2 separate regions of the Homo sapiens genome follow, and region 1 is linked to region 2. The links are chromatin contacts, found by Hi-C or POLR2A ChIA-PET in ENCODE. All regions are on one chromosome and are shown on one strand. The core of a region is the stretch at or near the end of the contact, and the rest is flanking DNA. Distances in the headings are between cores, read along the strand shown. Region 1 overlaps LRMDA (leucine rich melanocyte differentiation associated). Region 2 holds the start of ZNF503-AS1 (ZNF503 antisense RNA 1).

Region 1 (4,055 bases), core at 492-2,991, 250 kb after region 2:
TTTGTTTTTAAGTCATCTTTTAATACTCCACAAATCTTCCCCACAAACTTTTTTTTTTTTTTTTTTTAAGCAGAGACTATTTTTCCCAGTGCAAAAGGCCATTTCTTAAGTCCTGATTTATTCAGAAATTTACATGGAGAAAATGGCCCCAGATCCCACACAAGTGAAATTTATTTTTTAATCTGGGGCACAGTAGGGAGCCCTGAGAAATGCGTTTTCCTCCAGGATTGTAGGAGGAATACATAGTGTTTGTTTAAAGCATCAGGTATTGAGAAATGTAATGGCAGGGTGAAAAGTTTGACCTCAGCTGCCAGATCCGATCTGCTAGGGGGTAATTGAGTTGCCATGTTTTTTTCCTCTTCAGTTTAAATCAAGTTTTGCTATAGCCCATTTAAGTGTCAAATTGGTAGCAAAACTTGACAACTTCAGGGTGCAGACTTGCTTTTGATGAGAATTTACATGCAAATCATTTTTGCCTTGAACTGTCAACTCCTGTTTCTGATACTCTGAGGGGGACATGTCTCTCCCCACCTCTCTCTCCCCAAGCCAAAGGGGATGTTGGCTAATGTTATTAATCAGTGTGTGGAAGAAAAATTATCTTGATAAATATGGTGGTTAAACTATATTTTCCCTTTTGTATGTCAGCTGTTGCAGCTGGGCATTTAATCTCCTTTTACCTAGAAGGAAATCAAACAATTATCCAGCGCTTGATGTCAAAAAGAAACTAGTGAATGAGGGTGGAGGGTCACCAGTGTATTGGAGAATGGGCTTAAGCCACCAAAACCTGACAAAGGGTGCTGACAGTCTGCATTTTCTTGGGCATTAAACAAAGTCTTTGGTAACTTTAAAGAATCTTTCCTTGCATGACTAAACTCATTGAGGGGGTTAGAGAGAAAGCTGCCTCAGAAGTCTTAAGCCTGAAACTTTTTTTTTTTTGGTTTTTCCCTAAACCCTTGGGACGCTTAAAAGCACGTGAGCATGTGTAGCTCCATCATTCAGCAAGACAAAGGAGTGTTTGCACTTTCACAGAGTTAATAATGACAGTAGCAAGTCTTTCTAGTTTCCAGCCATCCTGTTTAGCATTCCTAGTCATCTTACCTTCCTGAAGAATTTAATTGTGATTGATGCTCTGTCTCTCATTTCTTCTAGACAACCCCACTCTGAAAAGCAAGAAAATAGAGGGACCCAATAAAAAAACAAATAGAGAAAAAGAAGTTTCTAGAACTCACTGCAGATTAAGAGAGCTGATTGCGAATATTTATAATTATCTATTGTGGAGCCAAAACATTTAGTGAAATAGTACAAGATTTTTGTTTCTAGCCAGCCTAAAATTCCTTTCCATCACTACACCCCCAATGGGGTGAGAATATCAAACATGTCGTCCTGTCAAGATGACAGCCAGCGTCATGTCATATGGGAGACACATGCAGGCCTGACTTGAGAAATCAAAGAAATTTCAAGATTGGTTTCGCTTGATCCAACGTGGCCCCATTGCAGGCCCTTCGGAAATCTCCTCTACCAGGCCCCTTCCTGCCACTGTCCGGCGCAGCCTGCCTGTGTGCTGTGAAATTTTAATTGAATTGTTAATGACACCGAGGAGTGACACAACACATGAGAAACTTCCAAGAATCAGTCAGGAGGAGCCCTTTTTCTTACTGTTACAAAACAGAAGACACTGGGAAATTGACAAGTCCAAGCGCGAGGCCAGGGTAGTAATTGATAGCAGGCTGCCTAGAGCCAAGGTCCTTCCCTGGTAATTGCAAGCAGAGGCTGCCTCTCTGATCTCACCAGTGGTGCTGGCCATGCCAGAGCAACCCAGCTTTGACGGATTGCTTTCCCGCAGTAATGACTTAGGCATGTTCCCTCTCTCGCATGAGGCCATGGGTCCCTCCCACTGGAGAAAATGAGCTGAACATTTTGCTTCTTCTTTAACAGGGCGCTGTTAAAATAACTCTATTCTATTATATAAGCCCTGTAGTGCCAGGGGCTAAATTTATATGGTTATAAACAAGAGATATTACTTTGGAATACCACAATACTGTGTTTTGCTATTTCTTTAGGATTTCTAATGGTGTTTTCAAAATAATGGATTTTACTTCAAGAAAAAAAAATGGAAGTGGGGAGGAGGAGAGAGGAAGGATCCCATTTCTGAACAAAACCCTCGTCCTATTTTTAAATTCCTCTGTGTACCTTCCCTAATTCACCAGCCCAGTATTTATTTGTATTTGTGTTTGTTTTGCTGGCCGGATTTGACTCTCTATGGGAACATCAGAAATATTATTTACTCCAGGATTCTGAAATAAGATAGATATTTTATTTCATGTTTTTTAAATTCTCCAAAGATTTATTTTTATTTTTTTCCTTTCCCATTTCTGGACATTGATATATTTCAGAACTTTTGTGCAGCTTTTCCTCCCTCCCTACACCTCCTCTCCCTTCTCCCCTTACTCCTTTCTTCCTGGAATGTAATTTTGTCTATGAAACATGACAGTAAGCTGAAATGTCCCTGATGATTTTCACTCCTCTGGATTTTCACTCCTTTCAGTGACAGAAACTTACTAATTCTGATACAAGTGTCGCTGAATGTGCTTCCTTGCTGTGGCTTGTGCTTTCTGGCATGTTTAAAGTTGGGGTCCCTCACCCCACCTGTGTCCATCGTTTCACACCAAGAACCAACTTCAAAGGAGTGCCAGGGACATCCTTAAAAACTCAACTACAGATTCACTTCAGAAATGAAGCTTCGTGCACATGCGTTTGTGTGTGTGTTTGTGTCCATGTGTGTGTCTTCACACTCATTTGATAAGTTTTGATGGTGAACCTACGAGAAAAGATACAGATTAGTATTAATGGAGCTTCTGGGAGAATAGGTAGAGAAAAGATTTGGCTGTGTTTATTTACCTTACATTTAGTCCCTAACTCCCTACATTTATTGTTAATTGGTAGTACATATTTAGAATTATTCTTAAAAAATGAAGGACTAAATGATGGTAGGTTTCTAAACTATCTCACAAAATTTATTTCTGCAAAATGAAAAGGATTATTTTGGGTAAGTGGAATTTTTTAGGCTAGCCTGGGAACCTAACCATTATAGCATTGGATCTACTGGAAAAAACCTTCAGAATTCTGACTTGGATATAGGGTGCTCGAAAGACAGTTTTTCTTGTCTTCCTATTCACTGCTATGACTTAGAGAGGAAGGTACTGCCTCTTGCATGATCCCAGCTGTCAAAGAGTTGGCCCTCCCCTGACCTTAAGCACTGGGGCAAGAGTATAAACACTTCCTGCTGCATTGCTGTAATGTTATTCTTTTTTTGTGTGTGTTTAAAAAACTTTCTTGTTTTTTTTTTCTGCATGATTTGAAATCTCTATAATAAGCAATGTTTCATTTTAAGGAGAAACAATCGAAATGTTTTCATTTTTGAGCTTTATTGAGGTATAATTGACGAATAAAAATGGTATACATTTAAGGTATACAACTTGTCCTTTTGATCGTAGTGTTATTCTCATTTAGTGCAAGCTCACCACTAAGTCAGATGTTTTAAAGTAGGGATGTGCTGTTAGAATCTCATTTAATTATTTGATTACATTTCTGTTTTTACTATTTGTGTAGGTATTAGCCCAATGCTTTTATTCTTTTGTCTTTATTATTTTTCCTGTGTTTTCAGTATGTTTTGTTTCAGAGAAGCGGTTCTCAGTGTGGGGAGGCATTCTCCCCCACTCTTTGGAGACATTTGATTTGTCATAACTTGGGGTGGGGTGGTTGCTGCTGGTATGTAGTCCGGGGAAGCCAGGAATGTGCTTAACATCCAACAATGCACAGGACAGCTCCCACAACAAATAATTATCACGTCTGAAATGTCTTTTTTGTTTAGCACTATGACATATAGAAATGAGATCTTGGTAAAAGTCCATCAATTAAGTCAGAAACTACAATCTGTTAATCAAGTGTTACGGAGAGTTTGGAGCTGGTCTGGGGGGTTGGGCAGAAAGAAAAAAATTTGAGAATTGTGCAGCTTCCTGGTTGTTACCATAGGCTTTAGACACACACTTGGATCA
Region 2 (4,179 bases), core at 1,566-4,065:
CTGTTTGACTTCTCATAACACCCTCTGTCCTGGGATTACCAGAGTGCCCCCCCCGTCCACTCACCATCTGTGTGTGTGCGTGTGTGTATGTGTGTGTGCGCATGTGTGTGTGTGTAGGTTATGGGGAGTTTTTCATGATGTTTTGGAAAGTCAAGGAGTTTCTTCTCTCCTCAAAAGCCAAGAATGGAAAAAAAAAATCTCCAAGAATAAAAGGAGGGAAAAATAACCCTTTGCATTTGGAGAATGTAAAGAGATCTGTAAGCATCCTAAGGTGGAGACTTCTGTTGTCATGCTGTGGTCCAGGAAAGTCCTGGACTTGCCCAAATTCTCATGGCTGCGACTAGAACCCTGGCTTTTACTGCCAGCCCAGGGCTCTTCTCTGAGCCCTCAGGGACAGTGGGGAGTGGGCCTGGCAGGGGTGGTCTGTATGTGACAGGAGTGGGGGAATGCCCCACCTTCACAAGGACGCAGTAGAGGCTCAATCCTAAAAAACACAGCCCAAACCAAGTCCAGAGAGGATTTGGAGGCTCCGGGGAGGAGCTAAGAGGTTACCAGCGTCTCCTTTGGGAAGTGGGTGAGAGTCCATCCCACATGCCTTATCTGGGCAGATCTCATTTCCTGGTGGAGGAAAAGGAGGAGATCTTTGTGTTTCTCCTCTGTTTTTTCCCTTTCAGACAGACCAGACATCAGATCTCAGTCAGATAAATCCAGCTGAAAGAAAGGGGCTGAGGCCAGGGCTGGCACAAAGAAAAGGATCCCTTGCCAAAGTCACACAGGAAGATACTCCAAAAGACCCTCGCCCAAAGAAGAGGGCGGACGGGGTTCCCCTGGAGCTCCCTTTCCCTAAGGGCCTGGCGTTGGGCTTTCGATCCTAGTTCCACATGAGGTTTCATGTAAATGATTGTATTATTATTATTTTTTTGCATGGGTGAAAAGTCACAAATTATTAACGCTGAATTTCAAAGACTGCAGTCTTCTCACTCTGGGGTGGCATCTCTTCACTGTTCAGGCACGGGCAGCCTCACAGAACGGACGTGGCCCAGACCTCACTTGACCTCTGAGAGGCCCTGAAGGCAGTCGCCCAAGGGCAGGGGCAGGGGACAGGGCGGAGGGGGAGGACACTGAGCGGAGCGGGGAAGGAAGAGAGAGGAGGGGTGGGGAAGGAGAGGAGGGGCGGCGGGGAGCCCGGAGAGAAAGAAGGGAGACCCCGGAGAGGAAGAGGGGGAGGCCCGGGAGGGCGCGCGGAGGGGGTGTCAGCGAGGGGCCGCCTGTCAGGGTTCTATCTGCGCGATGATTGATGCGGGCCCGGGTTTTTCTGTCAGCCTGTCACGGCGCAGGAATGTTTAATGTTCTCATTATTGGTTACGCTGTTGTGTATATTTCTCTGTCAGCACCGCGGACCCAGCTGAACTGGCAGAGCACTTCAAAGGCCTACGGGTCATTCATCATCCCCATGACGCTCCGGCAAATGCTCAGCTTCAGCCCCGCGCCAGGGATTTGTTATGACTTGCGAGCCGCCTGACAGACAGGGCTGCGGCGGCCGGGAGGGGACGCGCGGGAGGCGGGCTCCGGGCCCTTCCTGTCACGCCGGGCCCGCGACTCCGACTCGGGGGGCAGGCGGCACGGCGCGGGGCGGGCCCGCCTGGGCGACCCCCGGGAGGGGTGGCAGGAGGAGGCAGGGGCGCGCCCCCTCATGGGCCCCGGGGCGCCCTCACACCTCTCCCTGCAGTCCCGCCCTCCTCCTCCTGGCGGGCGGCGGCCTCTCCCAAAGTTGTGCCGCAGACCCAGAGGTTGAGGGGGGGAAAAGCGAAACTTGCAACCGTCCAGGGCCAGGGAGGGGCGGGAGCTGGGAGCGAGAGCAGGAGAGTATCGGAGCTTTGTTTCCTTTCCCAGGCCGTGACATGATTAATCGTTTTCTTCTGATCTAATTTTGGAACATGAAAAACAGCACATTTGTCTTGAAGAAAAATGATGTGCCGAACTGCGCAGATGGAAATTTCGAGCAATGAGAAAGATTAAAGTGAAACCCCACTCCTTAGACCTAATCATGAGTTGTAGATTATTCTGTCGGCCCAGCCAGATGGTAGCTCTGATTCCACAGCCCCTTCTTATATTAATGAATACTCGACTGTTATATTTGACTTAGGTAAGTGAAATGTCTATCAGAGCTAATGGACTGCCAGCCAGCATAACACATGTTGTACCGCTAAGGGTCCTTCTGCATTTTTCATGTTTTATACTAATGTAGAACATTTTGTTTCCTACTGTTTTTCATCATTGTCACTGTTTGCTAAATATTTTCACATGGAAGGGGGGAGAGAGAGAGACAAAGTCAGGAGGAAAAAGAACCCCCCTCCAAACTTGTGTCCAAAGCTAATTTCCTCCCGTTGGGCTTGGCTATAACTCTACAAGTAAAACAGTCACCCCGAGCAATACGTACAGGAACTCAATAGTAACGTGATTAAGTTCCTAGTCAACAAGACTACACTCGACTGTATGTTAACAAACCTAATTATAGCCCCGTGGTAATAAATTGGGCCAGGGCCCTGGCTGCACATCTCTGAGGTCATGTCTAGGAGAGCTGTTTGACCCTCTTGTCTCAGGGAAGAGAATTGTCCTGGAGAGGGGTCCCTGTCTCAGCATGGTAGAGGGGCTGTTTTCTCCCTGACCTAGTTGTCCAGCCCCTGGGAGGATGGGTGGATGCCAGGAAGCATTTCAGAGCGGAAGGTCATCGGCATGAGAACTGGGTATTAGGATTTGCTGGAGGAGACCGGAAGGGCAGTGGCTTCTGAGCCATTGGCCCCTTTCACGTTGTGAGTGGCATCAGGATGTCTGAGAGGAGAGCATGGTGTTTTTGCTTCATTGGATCCATGCAGGTCTTGGAGGGTGGTGGCCCACTCTTTCTGGGCCAAGTAGAGGGTGGCTCAGACACCCCCCCTTCCTCCAGGCTTCTCATCTGTAACTGGTGAAGCCCGGAAGAGCTTGTTGTTCAAGAGGAAATCTTGTGTTACTTCTTTATGAAGGACTCCAGCCTGGTGGAGATGAATGAGTCCTGAAGATGGAATCGAAGCTGTTTGGGCACAAGTAAGCTGGAAGGGGTTGAGGGACATTTTCAAGGAGTGATGTCTTGAGAGAAAAATGGAAAGAAATCCACAGGCAGAAAAGAGATATCTAGATATGAAAACATGGGGCAGGGGGAGGGAGAGAGAGAGAAGAGAATGCAGAGAAAGAGAGAGACATACAGGAGAGGACGTGTAGGTACCAACAGAGGAGATGGCCCATGAACTCAGAGGAGAAACTCTTCTTGCCTCAGCCAAAGTGAGCTTCCTAAAAAGCCATTTTGACCCCTGCTAAAAATTCTCTCCTGGCTGTGATTCCTACGGGAGTCAGTTGCAGTGTCTTGGCTGGGAATAGGTGAGCCTCTCCATCTACCCCCAGTTTCTCTCTCCAGCCTTATCTCTCACTTGTCCTCAACTGTGACCTTGCCCTTCTGCCACATGAGCCTTCTTAGGATCCCCAAGAGTGCCAGCCTCTTTCAGAACAGTGTGATTTTATCTGTGTTTATTTCTGTCTATCCTACTCTCCTGTATTCTTTCCCTGGCAAACTCCTACTCATCCTTCAAGACTCAGCTCTCAGATCTCCTCCTCTGTGACATTTTCCTGACATTCCCAGGAGGCATTATTCATCCTCTGACCCCCACCCCCGACTCTAGCTAGGCTGCATTGAAAAATGTCTGTGTTTACAAGTCTCTTGCTCTACACCTTCCTTCCTCTACAGCTATTCCTCTGCTCATTCGTTTACTCATTCAAGAAATGTACATTAAGACCTTACTGTGTGACAGATATTGTTCTAGACACTGGGGATTTAGCAATATACAAAATCCCCTGCCCTTCTGGAGGTGTATTTGTGGATTTCATTCATTTCAGTAGCTGTATTTGTGGATGTATTAATGAGGCTCTTTTATAGTAAGAAACAGAAACTTGCTCAGGCTAGCTCTAGAAATGGGTATTACTGTAAAATGGTGGCAATAAGGAAGGCAGAAAATCTCACAGAGACCCAAGAGCAGCTGCACAGCTGAGCTTCACAGCTTCTGTAACTCGTTAATTGGCTCATTCATGGCCCTTCCTAGGCCCATGTCATTTAAGAAACTTTTTATTGTGATATGAAATACATACATA

The links. Hi-C counts contacts between places; a loop is a spot of excess contacts on that map. ChIA-PET counts read pairs that join two places held with the same protein, here RNA polymerase II (POLR2A).
Region 1: a loop to region 2 is called in a map of ascending aorta, with 2.3 times the contacts of the local background. The contact joins the enhancer-like site here to the promoter of ZNF503-AS1 in region 2. A Hi-C loop is called at or near these places in 1 of 168 maps with a recorded cell type or tissue (ascending aorta). POLR2A ChIA-PET finds 5 or more read pairs at or near these places in 1 of 52 experiments (activated CD4-positive, alpha-beta T cell).

The regions. Positions count from the first base shown.
Region 1 is chr10:75,541,355-75,545,409 of GRCh38, forward strand. All of the region lies in intron 2 of LRMDA (leucine rich melanocyte differentiation associated), which reads left to right. Among named protein-coding and RNA genes, the nearest start is that of MIR606, 9.1 kb to the right of the region's middle. Within about 2 kb of position 1,742, at least 4 of the 41 ENCODE cell types and tissues checked have a DNase peak (open chromatin) inside an H3K27ac peak, as active enhancers do; they include ascending aorta, where a contact is called at or near this core.
Region 2 is chr10:75,293,568-75,297,746 of GRCh38, forward strand. ZNF503-AS1 (ZNF503 antisense RNA 1) reads left to right here and starts at 2,816. Exons shown (of 4, transcript NR_038226.1): 1 at 2,816-3,084. It also overlaps a transcript of ZNF503 not described here. RefSeq lists silencers at 1,517-1,626, 1,647-1,696.